Regions from separate parts of the Homo sapiens genome. Here region 2 is linked to region 1. Evidence: read pairs that join two places in POLR2A ChIA-PET (ENCODE). Cell type or tissue: PC-9. All regions are shown on one strand. Each heading gives the region's core, and the rest is flanking DNA. Links, peaks and the distances in the headings are about the cores only.

Evidence for each region. ChIA-PET counts read pairs that join two places held together with the same protein. Peaks named below come from ENCODE experiments on the same cell type or tissue, not always from the same donor. Only the 100,000 strongest peaks of a DNase experiment are listed, where the experiment ranks them.
Region 2: POLR2A ChIA-PET joins it to region 1 with 5 read pairs; 2 of 35 experiments call an interaction of 5 or more read pairs at or near these places.

Annotation. Positions count from the first base shown.
Region 1 is chr5:74,661,154-74,669,172 of GRCh38, forward strand. It overlaps a transcript of HEXB not described here. Among named protein-coding and RNA genes, the nearest start is that of HEXB, 20 kb to the right of the region's middle. In PC-9, for the core only: no CTCF peak of the experiment used is centred there; no DNase peak of the experiment used is centred there.
Region 2 is chr5:73,519,550-73,527,568 of GRCh38, forward strand. No RefSeq gene overlaps it. Among named protein-coding and RNA genes, the nearest start is that of BTF3, 25 kb to the left of the region's middle. RefSeq lists a silencer at 227-426. In PC-9, for the core only: no CTCF peak of the experiment used is centred there; a DNase peak (open chromatin) is centred at 3,612.

The sequences.
Region 1 (8,019 bases), core at 1,687-6,686:
GACAAGCCCAGAGCTATAGCACAGGCCAGTTGCTTCTGTAATAAGCATTTGTTAGATCACCCTAGCCTTCCAGAAGCTGAACATAAATCGAAATCCACAGTCCTTGAAATCAAGAGTTATCCTCTGACTGAGAACGAGAATGGGGTGAAATCAACAAAAATGAAAAGGAAAATCAGGAAAAACAGGAGGCAAGCCAGCTGGGGACCCATGTCTTCCTCTATCTTCAGAAATCTTTACTCCTTTAGTCCTGAACAGCATGACTCATATTTTTTTAAATAATATTTTCTATTGTTTTAGGACCTTTTGATTGAAGACAGTGGTGTTACAACAAAGAAGTCATGAATTCATTTTCTCTCTCTCTGTGTGTGTGTGTGTGTGTGTGTGTGTGTGTGTGTGTGTGTGTGTGTGTGTCTCTCTCTCTCTCTCTCTCTTTCATCTTGCCAATGTTGCCTAGACTGATCTCAAACTCCTGGCCTCAAGGGATCCTCCCACCTCAGTCTCCCAAAGGGCTGGGATTAAGGGTACAAGCCAGAACATCTGGCCTGCATGACTTATATTTGAAACTGAGTTCTACTTAAAGGAAATCCAATACGTAAAATTCCAAACCTACAAAACAAATTGAAAGATCAATAACTTTTTAAGTGGATAGTTCATTTTCCATACTGCAGGTTTTCTTCATAAAATGAGTTTTCCTAGTACATTTACTCCAAGATTTGAATTAAGCAGGAGTCTTGAGCAGCCTGGCCACATATAGCCAAATACCAAGTGCTTCCTGGTTCACAAAATGACCTGTTTGTCCTCATGACAACCTTATTTGATCTTTATGACAACCCTACGATTACGAGAGGAATAGATACTCTTTCCAGAATGTTTTTTGTTCAAAGAACAAACATTCATTTAAAAAATAGGCTTACTTTTAGCTGAGCATTAAATAAATGTGTTCATTGTAGAGAAGCAGAAAGAAAAAAAGAAATCCTCCATACCCCAGAGAAAACCACCATGATTTTAAGCTTTTTTTTTTCAGTCTTTGTGCTGTGCACAGACATGGTAATACTCATTAGACAATTTTATTTTCAGAAGTTTTTCACCTAACATTATAACATGAATATTTTCTCAGGATATTCAGCTACTCTTACTGTCATTTTTCATGATTGCACAGTATAATTTCCATAATTATTTCTAATAATTGAAATGCTTCTTTGCCCATTTTGTTTTGAGTTACTCTGTGAGTGTCATTTAAGCAAAAATGTAAATGAATTATGCTACTAGAAAATGTAATAAGCTAATCATTCTCCCTATTGTTGAGGTTTGCTTCCTACCAATTATTCTCTGATCAACATCTTTATGTATAACTCTTTTTCTATATCTCAGGTGAATTTTTTTAGAATAAATTACTGGAGATGGAGCTACTGGTCCAAAAGGAATAGATGTTTTAAGGTGCTGTTTGCAAAAGTGCTTCCCAAAATGACTGTACCAATCTACATTCTCAAAATATCCCTTTGACCACACTGTCACCAGCATGGAGTAAGCATTTTAAGAAACATTTGCTTATTTATAGGTAAAAATCATATTTTATTATTATATTAATATGCACAGTTTTATCTCTGAGTTTGAACACCTTTCCAGAAATGTATTAACCAGCTATAATTTGGTTTTTTGTAAAGGATGTGGTCCTAGAGCAGAAACAAACCTCATTTTACTGCTGAGGAAACAAAACCTGGAGGAATTTAAGCCATTTCCCCAAGGCTAAACAATTACTAAACTGGCTAAGTGAGGAATCCAACTCAGGCTTTTTGAAGCTGACCTAAGTAATTTCCCCTCCCCACCACCATCATACGGATTTTTTAATTCTTCAAACCTATCTGCAAGATTTAACAAAATAAGTACTTTTTAAAGTACACACTTCCAAGTCATAGCTTCTCTGTCAGTTTAGAACTCAGTAAACGAAGACCCAAGAACGCATATGGGCATCTGCTACAGACCTAAAGTCAGTGTCTAATTACAAAGATGACCTCTTTCTTTCTTTTTCCTTTTTTTTGGGGGGGTGGAGTGCGGTGGCGGAGTTTCGCTCTTGTTGCCCAGGCTGGAATGCAATGGTGCGATCTCGACTCACTGCAACCTCCACCTCCCAAGCTCAAATGATTCTCCTGCCTCAGCTTCCTGAGTAGCTGGGAGTACAGGCGCCCGCCACCACACCTGGCTAATTTTTGTATTTTTAGTAGAGACAGGGTTTTGCCATGTTGGTCAGGCTGGTCTCTATGTCCTAACCTCAGGTGATCCACCCGCCTCGGCCTCCCAAAGTGTTGGGATTACAGGCATGAGCCACCGTGCCTGGCAAAAGATGACCTCTTTCTAATCACGTGCTGCCTGACTGCTCTTAGGCTTAAGACTTTAGATGCTTGCACAATGGAGATTCATACCATGTTGAAATACAATGGGCAAGCTAGGAGCAAAATGGAAAAGAATTAGTTTCTAAACAGAACTGTTGGGAGTCAAGGGTTTCAAAGTCAGGCAGAATTATGATTTGCAATCAGCAAAAATAGATCAATCCTATCCATTACATATAGATCAAGGGGAAAGAAATTAGTGAATTATCCGTGAAAATAAATACATTTAAGAAAGACCCAGATAGAGAAATAACCTACACTCTCAACGTTTAAAAGATGGATTACTTAAAAATGGAATATTGGGGCCAGGCGTGGGGGCTCATGCCTGTAATCCCAACATCTTGGGAGGCTGAGACAGGAGGATTGCTTGAGCCCAGGATTTCAAGACCAGCCTGGGCAACATAGTGGGATCCTGTATCTACAAAAAACTTTAGGCCAGGCGTGGTGGCACACGCCTCTAATCCCAGCACTTTGGGAGGCCGAGGCAGGTGGATCACCTGAGGTCAGGAGTTTGTGACCAGGCTGACTAACATGGTGAAACCCCGTCTCTACTAAATAAAAAAAAATTAGCTGGGTGTGGTGGCGCATGCCTGTAATCCGAGCTACTTGGGAGGCTGAGACAGGAGAATGGCTTGTACCTGGGAGGTGGAGGTTGCAGTGAGCCAAGATTGTGCCATTACATTCCAGCCTGGGCAACAAGAGTGAAACTCCATCTCAAAAAAAAAAAAATTTAAAAACTAGCCAGGTGTGGTGGTGCACCCCTGTAGTCCCAGCTATTCAGTACACAGTCTGAGGTGGGAGGATCACTCAAGCCCAGGAGATGAAGATCAAAGTAGCTATGATCGTGCCATTGCACTCCAGCTTGGGCAATAGAGCAAGATTCTATCTCTAAAAAAAAAAAAAAAAAAAAAAACAGAGAGAGAGAGAATACTGAATAGATGGCGCTGTTAACCATTTAAAAAAGAATAAATTACATTCTCCCATTTCATGTAGTATGCCAAAATCAGTTCTGGATAGATTTATGTTAAATATAAAAATGAACTATAAAAAAACAAATTTAAGAAAAGTGGAAATCGATAATCTGATTTCAAGCTGGGAAAGCTTAAAAACTGAAAAGGACTCCATAAAGGAAAGGGTTACAGAGAGAAGTTTAAGACTTCTGAAGAGTGTCAGAAGGAGGGAGAGAGGGAAAAAAATCTGGCAAAACAAATAAAATTTTCCAGCTCATCGTCCAAGTTAAGAGGCAAGTATCAAGCTAAGGAGACAATGGCAATTAATAGGGCAGGAAGAGGATGAATATCTTTACTATGGAACTGTTCCTAATGAGAGGACCTAGCACCTGCAGGAAAACAGGATGCTCACACTCTCGTTGTGGGAGGGCACGACATATCCCATTACGCCCTTGGAGAAGCGCATTTGGGACAGTGCATACTAAAACAGACTCAAAAATAAGAGCTCATGCCCTTTGATCCAGTAATTCTACTTTTAAGAACGAATCAGAGGTCTACAAAAAGATTTTCACATAAAGATATTTATCACAGGCTATGGTAGTGAAAATGTCTGAAAATTTAAAATGTCCCCAAATAAGAAAGTGGTTCAATAAAAATTAATCCATCCAGACTCATAACTTAAGAGAATATTTTATAAAAGGAAAAAGTTTTCTGGTATTTGCAGTGATAAAAGCAAGTGACAAAGCAATATAGGAAGCATGGCTAAAATTCTGTAAAATGAAAAGTACATAAGTAAACAGTGGTTATAACTGAATAGAATTCCATAGGATTTTTAAAATTTTCTTTTTTGTACTTCTTTTCCTAACTTTCTAAAAATACATATGGATATCTATACATGTCCTCATGCCCACGCACACTTTTCTCTGTGTGTGTGTGTGTGTGTGTGTAGGAGGAGGAGAGTTGTGCAATAGCAGCCCCGTGGACAGTGTTCTAGGCATCTCCCATGCCCCTGCTTTCCTACACACACATGTTAAAAACATCTTCTTGGAAACCTACAAAGGACTATAAAAATAGAGACTACACAGGTGGGTTACCAGCTAAGCTTTCTTAATGAGAAACTGGGAAGAAGTGAATAGCAAGTTTGATGAAATCATATCTTCAGAAAGCTATAAATATTACAGAAGACAGATAAGAACATAAACAACTGCAAGACCAAAGACTCTGTGGAACAAATTCACTAGGAGAGAAGGGAAATTTTATATACCGAATTCTTTTTTTTTAAGCCAGTTCCCTGTGAGTGTCCAGTTTAATGACTGTTTAAATTATATCTGCAATTTTCTGAGTGGTTCCCTTACTTTTCAAGTTTATAAACCAACACATCAACAATTCTCAGTCAATGGAAGAGCATTTCTCTGGGGAGCTATGAAAATATACCTTGCATTTTAAATGCAATAAAAAGCATGAATAAACATGCCTCTGTTCTTTATAACACAGAAGTACCACATCTGGTCATTAAAAAAATGCATTATACAGAGTTGTACAGATGCCAGATACTTATTACAGAGAACTGTTTTATCCATTTAGCCCAATTTTCCAGATGTTTTATTACTTGGAGACAGGAGAATTGTTGAAACTGATGATTGAAGCCCATTTATTTCCAGGGGCTCGACTGCAAACCATAGAAAGCATTTGAGGGACAAGTAATTTATGACAGGCCACAAGGCAATGCTTGAGGAAGGCTGTCATCTCAATGGGTCACAAATAATACCAACAAAGGACAAAACACCCTATTTTAGTAACCCCAGGCTTCATTTACAAAAATTGCCTCTTAGGCAAGCACTTAGTTGTCATTTCACATGCAAATGTGTATGCACGTAATTGGAGCAATTTTCATAATAGTAGGTCAAGTTGGCAGTGACATTGAAAATGGCCCAGGTTGGCTCTGATTGGAGGCCTGGTTGTCATTGTCTGCAAGCTGGCAAAATTCTCACCTGGATCAGTTGGAAGTCTTGTTCTCATAAAGACAACAGGATCAAGTTCAGCAGGGGCAGGTGCCGCTTCCCCATCCCTTCCCCAACTCCCCCACTCCCTGCTGCCCCCAAAGTCACAGCCCTAAGAGGCCCTGCCCACACTGCAGAGCAGCAGCCTTGGGGCATTAGCAGAGCTGGCCTTGGCAGCCACAGTCATTGCCGCTAATTAGAAGGCACCTCACCATGGTCAATTCTCTCCCTCTATCAATCAACCTGCTCAGAGCAGAAATAGGGACTAGAAAGGGGAGCAGAACCTTTTCTAGCTTCACTCTTCTGAAGCTAGAAGAGTGAACACACACACACATATAGAGAGAGAGAACACACACACATATATATAGGGAAAAGCTCTCAGAACATAATGGAGACGTGTTCTTAGGCCACACTGAAAACTCATCTAAGTCAATGTGTCTAGCAGCAAGTGTTGGGGAATTTAGTTTTTCTATGTTGCTATTTTTGTAAATGCTGGTAGCCTCTGGCATTAGAGACAGTAGGGTCTATAGATCCTCTTCCTGACAACCTTGCTACCAGGTTGCGTATATTACAGTGAAAGGGAATCTGACACCACATTCTGCCAATATTTATTAACAAGCAGGTATTAATTTAAAAATTATTGGCCGGGCACAGTGGCTCACGTCTGTAATCCCAGCACTTTGGGAGGCCGAGGCAGGCAGATCACCTGAGGTCGGGAGTTCGAGACCAGCCTGACCAAAATGGAGAAACCCTGCTCTACTAAAATTACAAAAAAAAAACTATCCAGGCATGGTGGTGCATGCCTGTAACCCCAGCTATTCAGGAGGCTGAGGCAGGAGAATCACTTGAACCCGGGAGGCAGAGGTTGTGGTAAGCCGAAATCACGCCATTGCACTCCAGCCTGGATGAGAAGAGCAAAACTCTCTCAAAAAAAAAAATTACCATACAGTCCATTCTTGTGAGTTTGGGAAAGGTCTCATCTGTCTCTTCAGGCATTACAACAATTCTTTGCCTGAGAGCTTCACTCCAAGGAGGAACAAAATATTCTAACCACAGAATTAGTCAGTTTTCAAGTTCAGTCAGGAGACAGAGTCCACAGGGAAGTGGGAGAAGACAGGGTCAAGTGAATGTCCAGAAGTCAAGTGCTGCTGCAAAGGCTCGGGCTGGGCTTGCTGGGTTTGCTTGTATGAGGGCAGCAGGGCTGGTACAGTCTTTGTAGTCAGCCACAGATTTCAACTTGCATTTCGCTAACTGATCCAATCATTCCCTAACCCCGTGTCGTTAGATTTCAACAACAGTATTCAAATCTGTACTTCTGGAGTGCATCTTCTTGATTAGGGCACTTCAGAGTCACTAATCATCCCTAAGTGTGGATTCCTGATTAAGGGGTCCTCAAATACTAGCCGCCATCACCCCATCACACTGTCTATAATAGATTATATTAACATAAATTACCACACAGGTTATATAACATCCACTGTCCACAAGGAGTAAGACTGGGAAGGGCTAAATGGTTCTCAGGGGACAGACAACCTGTCCTATTGCTCCATAAAGTGACAGAGCCTGGCTCTTCAATATCCAGCCATAAAATGCCTTAATTGTGATCCATTTGGAGACTGGATTACCTGATAGGGACAAGAAACATTTACCTGGGAGAGGGCTTCAGGAGAGTTGCAGCCATACGCCTCTTCCAGCAGCTAGGTTTTTTATTTTATTTTGTTTTTTTGTTTTTGTTTTGTTTGTGTGTGTGTGTGTGTGTGTGTGTGTGTTTCTCAGCACCTTTGTTCTTTGATTTTGAATTCTGCTTTTCTCTTTTCAGTTCTGTTTTTTTATAACTTGTTCATATATCTTCAGGACTGACGGTGGAGGAGGAAAAGCAGTGCAGATTCAGGCTGCAACAGCAGAAGCTAACTTTTTCTTTGCTATGTAAGAGAATTTCAGAGAGGTAGCCTGGCCCCCGTGGCAAGAGAATAGGATGTGCAGTTAGGCCAAGTGGAGTTCAAATCCTGACTCTCAGACTTCCTAGTAGTGCCTCTCTGAGCTTCATATTCCTCATGTGTGAAACAAGACCAGTCCTATGTACCCTGCAGCGTTGTTATAAGGGTTTGAGATACTGTGTGTAAAGAATCTGCTATATAGCAAGGCTGTAAAAATAGTGGCTTTTATTAGCCCCCAGGGACCTCCTGCTATAAGCAGTGGACACATCAAGATACAAAGAAACACAAGTCATGATCAAGAATAGGTAACTATAGTGTAATTCATTAAATGTTCTGATGGTCTCCAATCTTGAGTGATTTAGTCTATGAAGGATTGTGTCTCCTTTTTTAAACTGTACACATATTCAAGTGCAGAAACTGAGACTAAACATTCATCTCTATGTTCATTAAACAATTGCATTTCCTTATTTGGATGCAAGTCTTCTGTCCATTTTTCTACAGAATGTTTATTGGTTTGTGCGGGCATTTTTTTCTTTTCTTTTCCTTTTTCTGAGACAGAGTTTTGCTCTTATTGCCCAGGCTGGAGTTCAACAGCACAATCTCGGCTCACCACAACCTCTGCCTCCCGGGTTCAAGCAAGTCTCCTCCCTAGTAGCTGGGATGACAGGAGCACACCACCACGCCCTATTAATTTTTTGTATTTTTAATAGAAATGGGATTTCACCATGTTAGCCAGGCTGGTTCC
Region 2 (8,019 bases), core at 1,633-6,632, 1.1 Mb before region 1:
AGGAACTTAACACAAAGCCTGAAGGGTGAGGTTGGGACAGTGGAATCCTGAGGAGGGACTGGGGCTAAGAAATGGGGAATACTTGAAGTGCAAATCCTCACTCACCTATCTTTTGGCGGAGGCCGATACATGCACATGCGCGCGCACATGCACACACACACACACACACACACACACGCACACGCACACGCACACGCACAGGCACGCAGAACAAGGGTTGTCAGGAAATTGAGCTGAGGTTGCCCAGAAGGCTTGTACTGCCTCTCCTAACTTACTGCTGAGACCCCATCTGGTGCAAGGCCAATTTCTATACTCAAGAGGGCAGCAGAGAGCAATGAATGGGCCCTCATTCATTTGAGATCTTCAGCACACGGGCCAATAACCACCACCCTTGCTGCTTGCTCGGAGCATCGTGGACCCAAGGTCTGGAAGGGCCAGAAGATACTCATGCCTGTCCCATGCTACTCAGGGATGGTTGACCAGAACACTTTAAGGCACTTGGAGATAAATCACCAGCCACTTGCCACTGCCGTTATGATTGTGTGTTCCATTTGTAAGCACTGTGAGGATTGTTTAAGTACCTTCAGACTCTCTTTACTTTCAGAGAGCCTGTGAGGTAAGTGGAATTCGTAGGATCATTTTATAGATGAGAAAACAGATGCCCAAAGATGTGAACACTTGCCCAGACTTCAATAGCTGGTTAGAGACAGGGCTCGACTTGAACCCAAATCTCCTAAAAAAGCAAATTTAGTTTATCCTGTGAAACTCAACATTTCTCAGAGTTCTTGGACAGTATGTCAAGAATCTGCAAATTCTCTGTAAGAATTAAAATTTTTGTCTTCACTGTGATAATTATCTGTAACAAAGATTAATATCTTTAAATAAAGAGACGACTTCGCAGAGTTACCAAGTGACACCTGTATTGCTCACTTACACAGTGTTGGTTAAGTGAAAGGTTTCTTTCTCCTAAGTTATAAACAAAGGCAGGAATGTATTAGAACTTCTGTTTTGCATGGAAACAGGCATTCTTATAAGTTATATTTTGAAACTCACCATAGAGAAACAGACTAAATAAAGACCAGACTTGACCTAGTATTTTTCTGTCATCAGCTCCAAAGTAGCAATTTAGTTTCTACAAAACATGTCCATCACATTAATTGAACATTGAAATTTTGAATTTTATTAGTTACATGGTATTTGGTTTCAATTTTTTTCTTTAATTACACAGTAATTGCTATGTTTTGGATGTATATGCCCCTATGAAATTCATATGCTAAAATCTAATGACTAAGATGATGGTTTAGAAGGTGGAGCCTCTGGTAGTGATTAGGTCATGAGGATCAATGAGGGCTCCAGCCTTGTGAACAGGATTAACGTCCTTACAAAAGGCTGCAGAGAGCGGCCTCGCTCTTCCCCTCTTCCACTGTGAGGATGCAGCAAGAAGGCGCCATGTTGGAAGCACAGAGCAGCCCTCACCAGAGACCGAGGCTGCTGGGGCCCTGATCTTGGACTTCCAGCCTCCAGTACTGTGAGAAATAAATTACTATTACTTACACATTACCCAATCTGTAGTATTTTGTTACAGCAGCCCAAATGGACTGAGACAGTAATCTACAATCATGGAGCTCATACAATGTTTTATATTTGTAGATATTGAAATAACATTATTATAGAAATGAAAATGATGGCAACATGTTGAGAGCTGGAGCCTGCAATAACTTTTCAAGAACATGAAGGGGTCCATCCATCACTTGGGTTTGAGGAACAGACAGCGGAGGACCCTGCCTCATCTCCTTCCGCTCCACGACGTCTCATGTCAAGAGCTGCTCGGCTTCTTTTGCTCCTCTCTCCTCTTCAGCATATCAGCCCTTATTCTTCTGTTACTGTGACTCCATACTTAGCTCTTGAGCACCTTAGCGGGGGTGTCCTTCTTGGGAAAAGTTTTGGAACCCTAATTTAGTCCAATTACCATAATTTACACATGAAGGAACTGGGGCCCAGATGGATAAAGTGACTCATTCAAGGGCACTGGAGATTGGAGCTGGCTCTCCTGATCCAAAGCCCAGAGCATAGATCCCCAGGAAAAGCACAGGGAAGCAGCACTTGCTACTTCCCACAGACCTGCTAATTTCCTGTTTCAAAATGGGAGCAAGGCTAGACCACAGTCATGGGTGCAAGGCATTATAAGAGGCATGGCACAGTCTGTTCCCAGAAATGCACCATTGATTTGAACACCCAAATGGCTAGGAATATTAAGAGCTAATCCAAACCATCAGAACTGCTGGCTCCAACTCTAGCAAAGAAAAATAAACAAAATCTTTCTAAACTTAGAAATGGTTCAGGATTATTTTTCTTTTTTTTTTCCAGCTCATCAAAGATTAGCTGTAGAGTTCTCTCCACCCACCTCCAACACAGTGATTAAAGGTCCAGCATTGCTGGCCAGGTACGGTGGTTCATGCCTGTAATCCCAGTATTTTGGGAGGCCAAGGCGGGTGGATCACCTGAGGTAGGGAGTTCGAGACCAGCCTGGTCAACATGGTGAAACCCCATCTCTACTGAAAATACAAAATTAGTCAGGTGTGGTGGTGCATTCCTGTAATCCCAGCTACTTGGGGGGCTGAGGCAGGAGAATCGCTTGAACCTGGGAAGCAGAGGTTGCAGTGAGCCGAGATCGCGCCATTGCATTCCAGCCTGGGCAACAAGAGCGAGACTCCATCTCAGGAAAAAAAAAAAAAAAAAGGTCCGGCATCAAAGCCTCCCTCTTCCTCAACAGATATTGTATGATGAAGGGCAGTCACTGCCCTGGGGGTCAGCAAACCTCTGGCTGGACTTGGATCTGCCAAGGAGAAGCTGGGCAGCCTTGGGGAAGCTATTGCTACTCTTCAGGCTTCCATGCCCTCTTCTGTAAAATGACCAGAATTACAGTAGAATTTCAGTGTTTCCTAATCTTCCCTGAAGATAAAAATCCCTTGGCATAGGCCAGGCACGGTGGCTCACACCTGTAATCTCAGCACTTTGGGAGGCCAAGGTGGGCGGATCACCTGAGGTCGGGAGTTTGAGACCAGCCTGACCAACATGGTGAAACCCCATCTCTACTGAAAAATACAAAAATTAGCCAGGCATGGTGGTGGGCATTTGTAATCCCAGCTGCTTGGGAGGCTGAGGCAGGAGAATCGCTTGAACCCAGGAGGTGGAGGTTGAAGTGAGCTGAGATTGTGCCACTGCATTCCATTCTGGGTGACAGTGAGACTTTGTCTCAAAAAAAAAACACTTAAATTTCTGAGCCCCGACCCAAATTTGGACTATTCAGGAAGATGCCTGGTAATCTATATTTAACGTGGTAATCTATATTTAACAAGAGCTCCACCTCATTGTTTTCCACCAGAAAACAGAACTGGATGAGCGGGGCCTAAAATTTGGAATCAGTAAAAGCTCCAGATATACTACAAGTGCGAATATGAGAGGGAGAACGTGGAATTAGTATCAGCCATTCACATGTGACAATAGAGATGTCAGCTTTGTTAGTGAGGCACTCAGCAAGGCTCTGAGGCACTGGGAAAGCAAGATGGGTGAGTTTTCATCAGAAGAGTGAATGGAGAGAGGTCAATGATGTGGTGTGCCCTGAGGGCAAGGGCGGGCCTACAAGGAGAGCCAAGACGATTGGCTTGGGGTGCCAAGGAGCAGCCACGCAGTTTCCAGGGAGACTGGTGGTAGGCATGCAGAGGAGGCCTGAGTAAGCCTGGAATGGAGCCCTCTACACGTCTTTCAGGGCCTCAAGTGGAGCTGGCTCTATTGCTGCATTTCAGAGGATGGGTGTTTGTCCAGTGTGGCGTATGGATTAGTGGTAGCCTGGCTTCAGGGGAATCAACTGGTCTCTCCTGATTACACGTCCTAACTATGGGAGGCCAAGTTCCATTTGATGTCTTTATGGGCGGTAGCACCATCATGACTTTCCGGTCAGATAGAGATGAGGGATGTTAAAGAAACATTATTCAGACCCTTTGTATTGGTGGGTTCTTGCTTTGCTACAAGGAAATACCTGAGGCTGGGTAATTTGTAAAGAAAAGGGGTTTATTGGCTCACAGTTCTGCAGGCTGTACATGAAGCATAATGCTAGCATCTGCTTCTGGTCAGGGCCTCAGAAGCTTCCAATCATGGCAGAAAGTGAAGGGGAAGCAGGTGGTGTCACATGGTGAGAGAGAGAACAAGAGCGAGAAAGGGGAGATCCCAGACTCTTTTAAAGAACCAGATCTCTTGTGAACTGAGTGAGAACTCACTCATCACCAAGGGGATGGCACCAAGCCATCCATGAGGATCTGGCCCCATGATGCAATACCTCCTACTATGCCCCACTTCCAACATTGGGGATCACACTTCTACATGAGATTTAGATGGAACAAACATCCAAACCATATTACATTTGTGAAAACAATAAGAAAGACTTCATTAAAGACTGTTGAAATAGAGAAGAAAGACTGAGCTCAACTCTGAATATAGCAAAGCCAGCTGGGAATTTATAGCCAATGAGTCAGAGTGAGGGGTCAGAAGATGGAAAATTATTCAGAGGAAACTGATTAGACATCAAGGGTAGGTGGATTCTCAATAAACTGGCTTAGGGGGATTCTTTGCTAAAAGTGGGCTCAGCAGACAAATGTCAAGGTTGAGAGGCCAAGGTGAAGGCCTAGTCGAGAAGATGGCTCAGAGGATCCCAACTAATGTTTGGCCAAGGAGGAAGTCTTTGTCAGGGGTACTGAGACCTCCTATGTTTGAGAGGAGTTAATAAAAAGCTAATGGGAATGTGAATTTCTTTCTGTTCAGCTAAGACGCTGGCTGACAAGAAGAACTATGCTTACATAAATATGGAAGATTGAACTGAGCGCTTATACTGCTTGACAGAGGTAATATAATAACAATAAAATAGTAATAATACATTATAGCTCTCAATTATTAAATAATCAACGTATGTTAGTAACTTTTTGTACATTATTCCAAATCCTTAGAATAATCCTGCAAAGGTGGTGTTATTATTTTCATTTTATAGTGCAGAAACTGAGGCTCAGAAAAAGTCTTTTCAAAATCAGGAATTGAATTCAGGTCTGTTTGGTTGTAAAACTCCAATTCTTTTCAATATGCTACTTTTTTTTTTTTTTTTTAAAGACAGAGTTTGTCTCTTGTTGCCCAGGCTGGAGTGCAATGGCACAATTTTGGCTCACCACAACCTCTGCCTCTCAGGTTCAAGCAATTCTCCTGCCCCAGCCTCCCAAGTAGCGTGATTACAGGCATGCGCCACCACGCCCAGCTAATTTTGTATTTTTAGTAGAGATGGGGTTTCTCCATGTTGGTCAGGCTGGCCTTGAACTCCCTACCTCAGGTGATCTGCCCACCTCGGCCTCCCAAAGTGCTAGGATTACAGGCATGAGCCACCACACTCGGCCTACAAATCTTATACATAGCAGTTGGTAACTGAAATGAATTTGTAAAGTGATTGAATACATGAACACATGAAGTTTATTTCAAGTCTAAAGTAGGTTTCCAGGTGAAAGGATTCTTTGTCCCTAACCATTCTCAAAAATTCTGAGGCTCTCATCCACATTAATATCCCCCACCCTCTGCCATTGTTTTACTGCCTCAACTTCAGCAGTGTAGATTTATTAGAAACGTGACTGAGGTGTGTAACAGGAAGCGTTGCTTGACTTGAAGGTGCTAGTCTTATCAAAGGAAGGCATATAACTTAGTGAGCAACTGGGAACTTGGGAACCCTGCTGACCAAGGAGGACTTGGTGTATCATACAGACCTCCTTGGTGTGCTGATGTCCTAGGGTTCCTGACTGATTAAAGGATGCTGGTTGAAGTGGTGAAAAAAGAGGGGGTGTTTGTGCCTCACATGTGGAAGGCCTTCATTCCTCAGTCTGCTGTCTATGGTGACACAGTCTGTTCCCAGAAATGCACCACTGATTTGAACACCCAAATGGCAAGGAATATTAAGAGCTAATCCAAACCATCAGAACTGCTGGCCCCAACTCTAGCAAAGAAAGATAAACAAAATCTTTCTAAACTTAGAAATGGTTCAGGATTATTTTTCTTTCTTTTCCAGCTCATCAAAGATTAGCTTTCAACACCAGAATGTTTTATTAAAATTTTTCTAATTAGCCTCATCATTCTGTTAATCAAGCTTGTTACAAGCATGGCATCTTTATATCTGTTTTGCTAATCGACATCTTTCAAACCATGTTGACATTTCAGTGGCTTTTGAACTGCTCCCCCTCCATGAAATGGGCCATGTCCTATTTGCTTCTTTGAAGATTGGCTGCCTTTCTTAGGGACATTTTTTTGATACTGATTTGTGTGCTTATAAAATATGCAGTGAGGACAGATGGACAGAAAGCTGGAGTTGGGGAGAAGGAAATAATTATCTGCTTAGTGCAAAGCGTGTACTTGCAAATTTCTAGTTATGCCACAGACTATGAAAGGTCAAGAAATAATGGCATGAACTGTTTAAGCTAACATAGCAGATAAGTTTAAGAGTTTCCACATTTGTTTGTTAATGGAAAATGGTGTCTGGCAATCAACTTCAGAAAAGCGGATAGGTTCTGATGTTAAGAAGGCTGAGTAAAGACTTTTTTACTCCCTTTCTTTCAGTGATTAGTCTGAATAACAACAAGGAGAAAGAGAAACAGAAGCTTGACTTCATCTTTAATGAAACTGGGTGGCATGCATAAACCATAGTTGCAATGCATGAAGACTGAAGGAGGCCGGGTGCAGTGGCTCACACCTGTAATCTCAGCACTTTGGGAGGCCAAGGTGGGCGGATCACCTGAGGTCAGGAGTTCGAGACCAGCTGGGCCAACATGGTAAAACCCTGTCTCTACTAAAAGTACAAAAATTAGCCAGGCATGATGGCGGGTGCCTGTAATCCCAGCCACTTGGGAGGCTGAGGCAGGAGAATTGCTTGAACCTGGGAGGCAGAGGTTGCAGCAAGCTGAGATCGTGCCACTGTATTCCAGCCTGGGTGACAGAGCCAGGCTCCATCTCAAAAAAAATAAATAAATAAAGACTGAAGGTGGATGAATGAGTGACAACAGACAGCAGAACGGAGTACGGTGAAGGCTTCAGGGAGGATGTGATGAGAAGCAGGATAGCTGGTACCTTCAGGACTTTGGGAAGCCTTGAGAATCAGAGGTGCTGGGTAATGTAGAAGACAGGTGAGGAGTCGGCTCGCAGTGGGGGCACTGGTTGAAAGTCTCTTTGAAAAGCAATTTGACTTCAGGTTCTCACCCCACTCTGGGAAGCCAGGCAACTGAGTCTTTTCTATCCCCAAAAGAGGGAGGCTTATTTTCTGGAGAAATTGGACCTGACAAGCTCTGGGCTCAAGGGTATCAGGTACACTGGAGTGTGGGGTCAGGCAGAAGGTGGCAAACATGAAGTTATCTCTTAGTTAGGATGTTAGGGAATCCTTCCTTGTAGGACCTGAGCTGTCCTACATGTTCTGATAGCTGGAGGCCCCTGAAAGCCCCCACTTATGCAGGTATAGCTTCCCAGATTTTTAAGTGCCTCATTCTTACATATGATGATAGCCAATGATCATCAGACATTTCAGGCAATCCAATGTGAAATGCAAATCAAGAGAAAACTGGAATCAGGGGAGAAAAAAGTCCATTCAGGTAGCAGGACAAAATGTAAAACAAATTATAGTTTAATGTCCTCTGAGAGACACGAGAAGAGATGCAGCCATGAAACATAAACATGACGCGGCCGGGCGCGGTGGCTCACGCCTCTAATCCCAGCACTTTGGGAGGCCAAGGAGGGCGAGTCACGAGGTCAGAAGTTTGAGACCAGCCTGGCCAACATGGTGAAACCCCGTCTCTACTAAAAATACCAATATTAGCCGGGCGTGGTGGCACTTGCTTGTAATCCCAGCTACTCGGGAGGCTGAGGCAGGAGGATTGCTTGAACCTGGGAGGCAGAGGTTGCAGTGAGCTGAGGTCGCTCCATTGCACTCCAGACTGGGCAACAAGAGCA